Regions from separate parts of the Homo sapiens genome. Here regions 1 and 3 are each linked to region 2. A link is an interaction called in ENCODE POLR2A ChIA-PET data of the cell type or tissue named here. Cell type or tissue: IMR-90. All regions are shown on one strand.

Region 1 (4,000 bases), 130 kb before region 2:
GAGATGGGGTTTCACCATGTTTGCCAGGCTGTTCTCAAACTCCTGAACTCAAGTGATCTGCCCTCTCAGCCTCCTAAACTGCTGGGATTACAGGCGTGAGCCACCATGCCTGGCCTGGGACTAGCATTTTGATAAGGGTAAGCCCCACAGAGGGCAACTAACACAGCCTGATGGGCAGGGGAAAATTTTTTGGAGAAGATGCCAAATAAGTCAGGCATTATTAACTACCAAATCTGGGGTGACTTCAAAGTTAGAGTTTGTACACACTTCATCTGTTCCCAAGTAGGATAATAATGGTCATAATTGCTAATATTTACTGGACTCTTGAGGCCAAATATCAAGCTAAGCACTTAGTTTGCATCATCTCATCGATTTTTATGATATTTAATTTAATTTAATTATATATTTTTTTGAGACAGTGTCTCGCTGTGTTGCCCAGGCTGGAGTGCAATGGCACAATCTCAGCTCACTGCAACCTCCACCTCCCAAGCTCAAGTGATTCTCCTGCCTCAGCCTGCCGGTTACCTGGGATTACAGGTGTGTGCCACCACACCTGGCTAATTTTTGTATTTTTAGTAGAGATGGGGTTTTGCCATGTTGGCCAGGCTGGCCTCAAACTCCTGACCTCAAGTAAGCCACCCATCTCAGCCTCCTAAAGTGCTGGGATTACAGGCATTAGCCACCGTGCCCAGCCTCTTTAGGATATTTATACTCAATGAATTAGACCCTCTTACTATTACTAGCCAATTTTCAGAGGAGGAGAAATTGAGTCTCAGAGAAGTACAGTGACTTGTCCAAGGACAAGAAGGTGACCAGAATTCACTAGGACTTGAACCCAGGTCTTCCTGACTCGAAGTTGTGTTTGACACATGCAGTCAGGGAGCACTGCATTGCAAGAATGAGGCTCTGTCTTCCAGACCCAGGCGTACAGATGGGCCAGGCTGGGGGCCCCCAAGCACCTGTTTAGCACAAGGTGAAGTTGCAAATGGTTACCTGGGATGGCGACCAAGTTCTGCAGCTCCTGCTTCAAGTCCATGATGTCCTTGCAGAGCTGGATGTCATCCATCCTGGGGAAACAGGACACCATCAACAGCAGGTTACATCAGCAGAGCATTACGCCCTGAGCATCACCCGGTTAACACAAAGAAGCTATTAAAGGTGGGTTATCTTTTGAAGAGGCCATACATGCTCATTGTAGAGGTTTTCCCTCAAAAGGAAAAAGCCAAACACTGCTCAATTATCCCACCACCTAGAAATGATCACTGTTTTTTGTTTGTTTGTTTGTTTGTGACAGAGTCTCACTCTGTTGCCCAGGCTGGAGTGCAGTGGCATGATCTCGGCTCACCGCAACCTCCACCTTCCGGGTTCAAGCGATTCTCCTGCCTCAGCCTCCCAAGTAACTGGGATTATAGGTGCCTGCCACCATGCCCAGCTAACTTTTTTTGTATTTTTAGTAGTATTTTTAGTAGAGACAGGGTTTCACCATGGTGGCCAGGCTGGTCTTAAACTCCTGGCCTCAAGTGATCTGCACACCTCAGCCTCCCAAAGTGCTGGGATTACAGGCATAAGCCGCGGTGCCTGGCCATCAGTCACTGTTAATAACACCTCGATAGAGCTCCTTCCAGTCTTCATGTGCCTGACTTAGGTTTGCTTATATAAGTGGGTTCATATGGCATATTCAGTTTCGTTTTTCAGCTAAAGTTTACGTTTTTTAAACACTGCAGAAATTCACAACATAGAGGAAAGTCTCCCTCTGTCCTTCGGAGAGAATCATTGTCAACGGTTTAGTATGTATTCCTCTGGATTTTTTAAAAACATTTTTATTTTGAAAATGTTTAATTTTTTATTTTTTATTTTTGGAGATAGAGTGTCGCTCTGTTGCCCAGGATGGAGTGCAGTGGCGTGATCATAGCTTACTGCAGACTTGAACTCCTGGGCTCAAGGGATCCTCCCACCTCTGCACAACCCCTCCCAACCCCAGCCCCCTACGGAGTAGCTGGGACTACAGGCTAATTTTTAAACAGTTTTTTGTAGAGAGAGGGACCTCGTTATGTTGCCCGGCTGGTCTTGGATTCCTGGCTTCAAGCAATCCTCCCACCTCAGCCTCTCAAAGTGCTGGGATATAGGTATGAGCCACTGCACCCAGCCTCCTCCAGATTTAAAAAAAAAGCGTATGCTTATAATATCATATATGACACCATTGTTATTGCACAAAAATTTTTTGCAATTTGCTTTTTTCAATTTAATAATCTTTAATAGTCTTGATCATCTTTCCATATCAGTATATGCAAATCTCCACATATTTAGTGGCTGCATAGTATACCATTATATTGATATACAGTCATCTATTTTTATTTTTTAAATTTATTTTTATTTTTATTTTTTTTAGACAGTCTCACTGTATCACCCAGGCTGGAGTGCAGTGGTGTGATCTTGGCTCACCGCAACCTCTGCCTCCCAGGTTCAAGTGATTCTCTGGCTTCAGCCTCCAGAGTAGCTAGTAGCTGGGATTACAGGCGTGAGCCACTGCACTCAGCTGATTATACAGTGATCTATTTAACTATAATTTATTTAACTATTCCCCTATTCATAGACATCTGGGTTGTTTCCTAATACATTTCTAGGATAGATTCATAGAAATGCAATTGCTGGGTCTAGTGGCATGAACACTTACATTGTAGTAGGAATTTCCAAATTGCCCTCCGGAGAGATCATGTGTGACATTACCAACAGTGTGGCCATGGGGGACAGTGGGTGCTGGCTCCTGTCATCTCAGTAATTGGGTTGCTTTTGCAACCTAGTTTTGCATTACACATTATAATTTTGCATTACACATTATGGTTTTGTGTGTGTGCTACAAAAATTAACTCATCTTGCTGTAAACAATATTTGTAATGGCTGTCTGCAATTTCACAAATGAGATTCATCGGGATTGTGCTAATTACACCCTCATCTTGATTACTAAGGCTGGCTTTTCAGGTTTGAGCAATTTTGGCCACTGCAGGATGAACATCAGTTCCTCTAAGGCTTCTTCTCCATGTTGGATTATTTGGGGTTTAGATTCTCAGAAGTGGAATCACTGTGTACAAAGGGCTTGATATTTCCATAGCTGTTGAGATGTATCTTCAAATAACTTCCCCGTGATACACAGGTTCACATTCACTCTGCGTGTCTTTGTCTTTGTTGTTCTTGTTTTGTTTTTTGAGACAGGGTCCTGCTGTATCACCCAAGGCACAGTCATAGCTCATTGCAGCCCTGAACTCCTGGGCTCAAGTGATCTTCCCACCTCAGCCTCTGAAGTAGCTGGCACTACAGCTGTGCAGCCATCATGCCCAGCTCATACTTTTTTTAATTTTTAAAATTTTCATAGAGATGGGGTCTTGCTGTTTACCAGGTTGGTCTTGAACTCCTGGCCTCAAGTGATCCTCCCGCCTTGGCCTTCCAAAGTGCTGGGATTACAGGCGTGAGCCACTGTACCTGGCCTGCACGTCTTTATTGAACATCTACTATGTTGGGCATTGTTGTCATCTCTGAGGCTTGCAACAGCAAAGAAGACCAAGCCCTCAGGAAGATGACATTTTGCTAGCAGAGACAGAAGGTAAACCCAAATACAATATTTCAGATGTTACAAAGAAGACTGAAGCAGGTAAGGGATGTAGTGGGTCAGCTTGGAGCCAGTATCTTACTTTGCTCCTGACAACTATCCTAGGAAAAACCAGAGGACAGAAATCATATTTTCATTTTACTCATGCGGAAACAGGTAAAGAGGCTCAACTGAGTACACACAGCTCATGGGGGCAGGACCAGAACTAGAAATCGACCCTTCGGAGTCTGAGTCCACTGATCTTTCTGCCTCGTTCCTCAGCGTCTCCATCAAGGGCCGGGGCTGCTGACTCCTTTCAGCAGTGCCATCTGTATACCAGCATGGGGCCCTATCTTAGTCCCCTGAGTGTTGCTATCAAGGAATGCCTGTGGCTGAGTGCTTTTTTTTTTTTTTGCA
Region 2 (4,000 bases):
TCCTTATGTCATAGGGCTGTTATGAGAATTTAATAAGCTCAAGTTCATAGCTAAAACTCATTGAATGGATATTATTATTAATATGTGTTTAATAACTAATCAGTCCAAGAATAGGCATGATTAATTTTTTCTTCAATTAACACAGGAGGAAACTCTTGCAAAAATAAAACATAATGTTATGAGCAAAGTTATGAGCAGACATTACTCAACTGTGTAAATAATTGGGCTTGTTCAAAGTACATTCTAGATACTATCATATTTGTAATATTTATATCACTGCTATAATAGTTTTGCAATAACTTACATAGTTGCCTGTCAAGAGACAGTGCAGAATCTATCCCTCTCCTAATTCTTTTTTTTTTTTTTCTTGAGACAGTGTCTCACTCTGTCGCCCAGGCTGGAGTGCAATGGTGTGACCTCAGCTCACTGCAAGCTCTGCCCCCTGGTTCAAGTGAGTCTCCCGCCTCAGCCTCCCGAGTAGCTAGGATTACAGGCATGCGCCACCACGCCCAGCTAATTTTTGTATTTTTGGTAGATGTGGGGTTTCACCATGTTGCCCAGGCTGGTCTCAAACTCCTCACCTCAGGTGATCCACCTGCCTCGGTCTCCCAAAGTGCTGGGATTACAGGCTTCAGCCACTGTGCCCGGCCTCCCTCTCCTAAGTCTTAACCAGGTGCTTGATCTTCCAGAGGACAACCCATGGGGCCCTTGTCACACCTTTCACACTCAAGGAAACTGCCACCACTTCTCCAAAATAAAATTGATTAGGAAGGAATCACGGACTATATCAAATGCTGCTTGCATTGATCATCACTTGCCCCGCTATGGACTTATTCCCCATCTAGTACCCAACATGACCCTTTAAAAACAAAAACCAGGCTGGGCGCAGTGGCTCTTGCCTGTAGTCCCAGCCCTTTGGGAGGCTGAGACAGGCAGATTGCTTTTGAGCCCAGGAGTTCAAGACTAGCCTGGAAACACAGCAAAACCCCATCTCTACCAAAAATTCACAAACTAACAGGGCTGCTGGGCATCGTGGCTCACGGCTGTAATCCCAGCATTTTGGGAGGCTGAGGCAGGTGGATCACTTGAGGTCAAGAGTTCGAGACCAGCCTGACCAACATGGAAAAACCCCATCTCTACTAAAAATACAAAAATTAACCAGGCATGGTGGTGGGCACCTGTAATCCCAGCTACTTGGGAGGCAGAAGAATCGCTCGGACCCAGGAGGCAGAGGTTGCAGCAAGCCAAGATCACACCACTGCACTCCAGCCTGGGCAAGAGAACGAGACTCTGTCTTAATTTTTTTTTTTTTTAATGGGCTCTAGAGGCATGCGAACTTGTAGTTCCAGCTACTCAGGAGGCTGAGGCGGGAGAATCCATTGAGCCCAGGAGGTTGAAGCTGCAGTGATCCGAGATCTCACCACAGCACTCTATCCTGGGTGACAAGCGAGACCCTGTCTCAAAAACAAAAAACCTCAAAAAACATAACAGTTCATGTTAGTCCCTTGATTAAAATTTTTTAGCAGTTTCTCCTGCAATGAGAATAAATTTCAGACTTTTTGTTTGTTTGTTTTAATCACAACCTAAAAGGCCCTACCTAGTCTGGCTTCCCTCTGATTCATCTGCCCTTCACCCTGACTCACTGGGTTCCAGCCACCCTGGCCTTCTGTCTCTTCCTCTAGCACAAGGCCTTTACGTTTACTGCCTGGATTCCTGCTATTGATACAGCAAAATGTCACCTCCTTAGAGAAGCGCTTCCTGAACACCAAATGAAAAGTACCCCTTCCCTATTAATGCCCATGAAACATTTACTATGACCTAAACCATCTTACTTGTTTGCTTATGTAATATTTGACGCCTTCACTCTCAACCCAGGTCTTAACTTCCCCTAAACAGAAGCTTTATGTGGGCAGGGACTTTGTCGAGAAATCTCAAGACTGTACCTGCAGCCCCTAGAACACTTCCTGGCACTTGTAAGGCACTCAGTACCTATTTATGGAGTGAATAAATGGGATCTGGGGAGCAAATGATGGTCGTTTTTTACTTTTTATTTTCATATTTCAGATGAATTCAAATTTTTTATAAAGTACATGTATTACTTCTAGAATCAGAAAAAAAGAAATGATGCAAAACCAAAATAAAATAATAAAATGAGCATATGTAACCAAACAGAAGATAGTTCAAACCTTTCCCCAAGAATCTATTATATAGATTGCCAGCAATTTGCATTATTTCAGCCTCCACACTGTTTATGAAACCTGAAACGCTGGCCAGTTTTACGATCTGCTTGTTAGTCAGTACACAACTTTGAACTTTTAAATAGTAGTCATCTCCCCCGGGCTTATGGAAAGATTGCAGTTTGAGCTCTCTACTTCATTCCAATCTCCTACTCATAGAGCATTTATTTCCAGCACTATGTCTGTGTTGATTTTTTTTTTTTTTTTTTTTTTTTTTGAGATTAAGTCTTGCTCTGTCACCCAGGCTGGAATGCAGCCGTCCAATCTCGGCTCACTGCAACCTCTGCCTCCTGAGTACAAGCAATTCTCTCACCTCAGCCTCCCTAGTAGCTGGGACTATAGGCGCCCATCACCACGCCTGGCTAATTTTTGTATTTTTAGTACAGACAGGGTTTCACCATGTTGGGACAGCTGGCCTCGAACTGCTGACCTCAAGCGATCCGCCCACCTCAGCCTCCCAAAGTGCTGGGATTACAGGCATGAGCCACCACACCCAGCCAGTTGATGCTATTACCTCTCCTGGCATTCCCCTCTCCCGCCTCCAACTCCTCCATTTCCCCTGTCCAAAATCTTGATCATCCTTTAAGACACATACAAATCTATCAAGAAATGGCCACAACAGAGACAACTGTGTTTCTGAAAAGCTCTGCGCTTTTTCAAAAGGCACCTTGTCTGCATGTCTCCCTCAATTAATTACACTTGGTTGAAAGCAGTATTTTTATATATCTAACCACGCTGAAATGTCACTATACATTTTCCAGCTGAGCGGGGAAAAAACCTCCCTGCTAGTGGAAAAACGCTGTTGAAGGTGGCTGGGAGCAATTACTTTGAACCTTTCTCAAAGGAGAAAATACTAGATGGTTTGTAAGGGTGCAGAAGCCTTTCTCCACATGTTCCCATGAGGAAGGCAGTATGTACAGAATCATTAACCAGAATTTACTAAGAAATGGAAGCAATGAAAAGCTGTAACTGGTGAGTTTGGGATAACCTCTGCAAATATTGCTGGGGCAATCCCCTTCTGTCCTCCTATGACAACCATTCAACCTTGATTGAGCGCTTTCAGCATGTGAGGCCCTGTGCTAAATGCATTATATACATTATCTCATCTAATCTTCCAAGAGTCCGAAGTGCGCATTACTACAATTATCCCCATTTCACAGATGAGGCAACTGACACACAGAGACCTTGAGCAATTTTCCCAGGGTCACAAATCTACCAAGTGACAGCTGAATGAGGCTGGTTTGAACTCATTCAGCCTAACTTCAAAACGTTCCTTCTTTGCTACTCTGATATAGCACATTACATATCTTTTATCTAAAAACTATAGTTGAAATTTAAAATAGCAGTCAACACAATCTTAACTAAAAAAGACCAGTTCTGCAGTCTCCCTCCCCTCTTCAATTCTGTTTAATTTACACCTACTCAGTGTTTAACATAAAATATTTTAAAATGTGTGGAAGTTAAACAGAGCATGTCTTCTTTTTAAGGGGACTCTTCTTTTCTCCAGCATTTCATGTGTTACAACATTGGCTTGGCAATTGTCATGCCATAGAAACAAAAGTACTAATTTTCACACTTAATAAATAAATGGAGGGCCCAGGCTTTATGGAATGGATCCATAGATACCCTGAGAGTTGAAAGAGTGTTCCAAAAAAGGTTTAATCAAACACCCCCTGCGTGCAAACACGCATCTAGAAAACAGGCCCAGGCATGGTAGCTCACATCTGTAATCACGGCCCTTTGGGAGGCCAAGGAGGGCAGAT
Region 3 (4,000 bases), 110 kb before region 2:
ACAGAGCACACTTCTCTGAAGCCATCACCTATCTACCATCACCACTGGCAATTCCCATCAGAGTCATTGCACCAGCAGAAGCAGATAAGCTTTTGATAATAAGTAAATTAATGTTTAAGTCAACTTCATGTTTATTCAGCATGCTAGTGATTAGTGGTCTCCTTTGTAGGCAAGCGAGACCCTGGGGCTTGATAAACCACAAAGAAAACGCAAGTAATCTCTGTTGGATGCCCCAAAGTAGGGCAGGCTAGGACTAGAATGAGTGATGTGCTGGGGAATGTTTAACTGGCTGGAAGCAGGGGAGGGAGGTAGAAGCCTTGCTGTGAATCATTTGCCAATTTCCACGGTGTAAATACTCCCACTGCTGCAGATTTTGAGCTACCCACAGTTGAACAACTGGTTCTCCAGATTCCTAAAAATTTAACATCACTGGCTAGAATCAACAAGTGGGCAGATTTAGGGGTGCTTCTTCAACACTCTAAAGTATTCATTCAACGTTTACTTAGAAGAGAAGCTGAGTATTATTTGGGGAAAAGGTTACCTGTGGCGATGATGATGACAATGATTTTGGCTACCATTTACTCGGAATTCACCACGCACAGGGCGGGTGCAGTGGCTTACACCTGTAATCCCAGCACTTTGAAAGGCCAAGACCAGCAGATCACTTGAGATCAGGGGTTCAAGACCAGCCTGGCCAACCTGGTGAAATCCCGTCTCTACTAAAAATACAAAAATTAGCCAGGCATGGTGGTGCACAGCTGTAATCCCAGCTACTCGGGAGGCTGAGGCAGGAGAATCACTTGAACTTGGGAGGCAGAAGTTGCAGTGAACCAAGATCATGCCACTGCGCTCCAGCCCGGGCGACAAACAGAATTTACCATGCACCTTTTACACCCTAAGTGCTTTATACACTAAGAAGTGCTTCATAGGCACTAAATGCTTTACACAGATCATCTCAATCCTGATAACCACTGTTTGAGGTGGGCACTACGTGGTTGTCTCTTTTATACAGGAAGATCCCACAGCTCAGAGAGGTTAAGTGGCTCCATCGGAATCACACAGCTAGTCAATGGTGGAGCTGGGACACTGACCTGTGGATCCTGATTCGGACACCCACATTATCTCAATGAAGAACATCTCCTTCATTGTGTGGCAGGTCAGGTCTCACTAACGCAGGCCTCCATGACAGCTATTTCAGCAGGGACTGTGTGGTTAAGTTAAACATTAAAAGCTGAAAGTGGCTGGGCAGGCAGTGACTCATGCCTGTAATCCCAGCACTTTGGGAGCCCAAGGCGGATGCATCACCTTGTTCAGGAGTTCAAGACCAGCCTGGCCAACATGGTGAAACCCCGTCTCACCTAAAAATACAAAAAAAATTAGCTGGGCGTGGTGGCAGGCACCTGTAATCCTAGCTACTTTGGGAGGCTGCAGCAGGAGAATCGCTTGAACCTGGGAGGCGGAGGTTGCAGTGAGCCGAGATCCTGCCATTGCACTCCAGCCTGGGCGACAAGAGCAAAACTCTGTCACTAAAAAAAAAAAAAAGAAGAAGAAAAAAACAAAGCTGAAGGAGCCTACTGGGCATGGTGGCTCATGCCTGTACAATCCCAGCACTTTAGAAGGCAGAGGCGGGTGAATCACCTGATGTCAGGAGTTTAAGACCAGCCTGGCCAACATAGTGAAATCATGTCTCTACAAAAAATACAAAAATTAGCTGGGCATGGTGGCGCATGCCTGTAATCCCAGCTACTCGGAAGCTGAGGCAGGAGAATCGCTTGAACCTAGGAGGCAGAGGTTGTAGTGAGCAGAGATCGCACCACTGCACTCCAGCCTGGGCGACAGAGCGAGACTCTGTCTCAAAAAAAAAAAAAAAAAGCTAAAAGAGCCAGTGCCCTTATACAAAGGCTGGAATGTAACAGAAATCCTCCAACAGTTTTGCTCAGGCCTTTCCTGGGCCTTGAAACATGACGAGATAACGAGGCAATTCTTAACAGGACACGTTTAGGATTAAACAAGTTTTATTGGGGGTGTGAAGAAACTCCCCAGGCCTCCACAAACAAGTTTATTGGGAGTGTGAAGGAAGTCCCCAAACCTCCATGATTTAGCAGGAGACAAGATAAGGGTAATCACCCCAGCAACTGGACCCATTTAGATTAAGTAAATTTACTGAGGCTTCAGAGGAAGGTCTTCAGGACTCAGACCTTAGTTAGACTAGAAGAAGCTGATTATTTAGGTCTTTAGGTGAACGCACACTTACACGTGGACATATAGTTTAGAAGGTATGTAAGCTCTGGGAAACTTTGTAATTTTGAGTTGGTCTGGTGGTATTTTCCAGGCTTTTTCCCTGTAACTGGTAACAGAAATAGAAACTCCCTCCTTTCCCAGTTTATTTGCATCTCGTTATTGGGTCACTAGAATAAGCAGCCCAACCCTCAGTTTGATCCAGGAACAATTGTTCCAAGCAATTTAATTCTGATACCAGTTCAGCATAATGCTCTTGGAAAAAAATCAAAATCCTGCAGATAGCAGGACTCACTTTGCTTAGAACGACGGGGTTTATGTGTATGTGTTTTTGTTTGTTGTTTGTTTGTTTGTGACAGGGAAACAGGGTCTTGCTCTGTCATGTAGGCTGGAGTGCAGTTGCTTGATCATGGCTCACCACAGCCTCAATCTCCCAGGCTCAAGACATCCTCCTGCCTCAGCCTCCTGAGTGGCTGGAAATACAGGCGTGCCCTAGCATGCTTGGCTAATTTTTATATTTTTTATAGAGAGGGGGTTCCACCATGTTGCCCAGTCTGGTCTCAAACTTCTGGCCTCAAAGCAATCCTCCCATCTCGGCTTCCCAAATTGTTGGGATTACAGGCGTGAGCCCCTGTGCCTGGCCCCCACCCTCTTCTTTGACCTCTGTCAAAGAAGACCTTCTTTGGCCACCATTCCTGGCCATGGAAGGCTGTTTACAGACTACCTATTGTTACTTACACATGGTCTTGGGTGGGGTTGTGTCTCCCTCCTGTAATGGAAAAAAGTTGGAATTTTTGGCTGCTCAACCTCCAAACCCTAGTTTTAGGGAAAGCATTCACTGTGTCAGTCATTATTAGAGAAGTTCAACAAGGGAGCACCCCCACTTCCTCAGACTCAGCCAATCAGAAGCTCATGTCCAAGACTTTGACCACAGAGCAAATGACAGAGATAAAAGGATGGAGGGATTAGACTTGTGCTGTCCAGCAATGGCGGCTTCCTGGCCAGATTGGTCCTGTGGCCAGTCTCTGGGGCTTTCTTGATCCATACTCATTTCCAAGCCTGTCCTTCCGACTCCTGAGCCCCCATCCCCACTCATAGCCTTCTACAATCCCATTTTTTGGTTGAGTCAGGCAGAGTTGATTTCTGTTGCTTGTGGCCAACAACCCTAACCAAAAGAAGCGTCAGAGTGTTCCCACCAACCACACCGGGTCTTCTCTCTAAGGGAAGTCTGGATGGGGACAATTTTCTCCATCATATATCACTTTAGTGAGTCTGTACTGTCTTCTATCGATTGGTACTGGGCTAGCTTGCACCTAATCAGCTGTGGGCAGATATCAGTAAGAGGGTGTTAGAAAGCACTTATTAGAAAATTTGGGGCCAGGTGTGGTGGCTCACACCTGTAATCCTAGCACTTTGGGAGGCCGAGGCAGGTGGATCACTTGAGGTCAGGAGTTCGAGACCAGCCTGGCCAACATGGTGAAACCCCGTCTCTACTAAAAATACAAAAGTTAGTCAGGCGTGGTGGCGGGTGCCTATAATCCCAGCTACTCGGGAGGCTGAGGCGGGAGAATTGCTTGAACCCGGGGGGCAGAGGTTGCAGTGAGCCGAGATTGCACCACTGCACTCCAGCCTGGGTGATAGAGCGAGACTCCGTCTCAAAAAAAAAGAAAAAGAAAAGAAAAGAAAATTTGGGCTTGTGTTAGGTGCTTTGGGGGACAGTTTAAAGGAAGTGAGCATTTACTCTGGATTGGATGTTGTCAGG

What was found. ChIA-PET counts read pairs that join two places held together with the same protein. Peaks named below come from ENCODE experiments on the same cell type or tissue, not always from the same donor. Only the 100,000 strongest peaks of a DNase experiment are listed, where the experiment ranks them.
Region 1: POLR2A ChIA-PET joins it to region 2 with 7 read pairs; 3 of 35 experiments call an interaction of 5 or more read pairs at or near these places.
Region 3: POLR2A ChIA-PET joins it to region 2 with 7 read pairs; 4 of 35 experiments call an interaction of 5 or more read pairs at or near these places.

Annotation. Positions count from the first base shown.
Region 1 is chr16:15,565,050-15,569,049 of GRCh38, reverse strand. MPV17L-BMERB1 (MPV17L-BMERB1 readthrough) reads right to left here. Exons shown (of 6, transcript NM_001414674.1): 3 at 994-1,067. BMERB1 (bMERB domain containing 1) reads right to left here. Exons shown (of 6, transcript NM_033201.3): 3 at 994-1,067. Among named protein-coding and RNA genes, the nearest start is that of MIR6506, 44 kb to the left of the region's middle. In IMR-90, no CTCF peak of the experiment used is centred here; no DNase peak of the experiment used is centred here.
Region 2 is chr16:15,438,699-15,442,698 of GRCh38, reverse strand. The region is part of intron 1 of MPV17L-BMERB1 (MPV17L-BMERB1 readthrough); the gene reads right to left. All of the region lies in intron 1 of BMERB1 (bMERB domain containing 1), which reads right to left. Among named protein-coding and RNA genes, the nearest start is that of BMERB1, 6.1 kb to the right of the region's middle. In IMR-90, no CTCF peak of the experiment used is centred here; DNase peaks (open chromatin) are centred at 1,638 and 2,328; H3K27ac peaks cover 1,109 bases.
Region 3 is chr16:15,544,886-15,548,885 of GRCh38, reverse strand. The region is part of intron 2 of MPV17L-BMERB1 (MPV17L-BMERB1 readthrough); the gene reads right to left. All of the region lies in intron 2 of BMERB1 (bMERB domain containing 1), which reads right to left. Among named protein-coding and RNA genes, the nearest start is that of MIR6506, 64 kb to the left of the region's middle. In IMR-90, no CTCF peak of the experiment used is centred here; no DNase peak of the experiment used is centred here.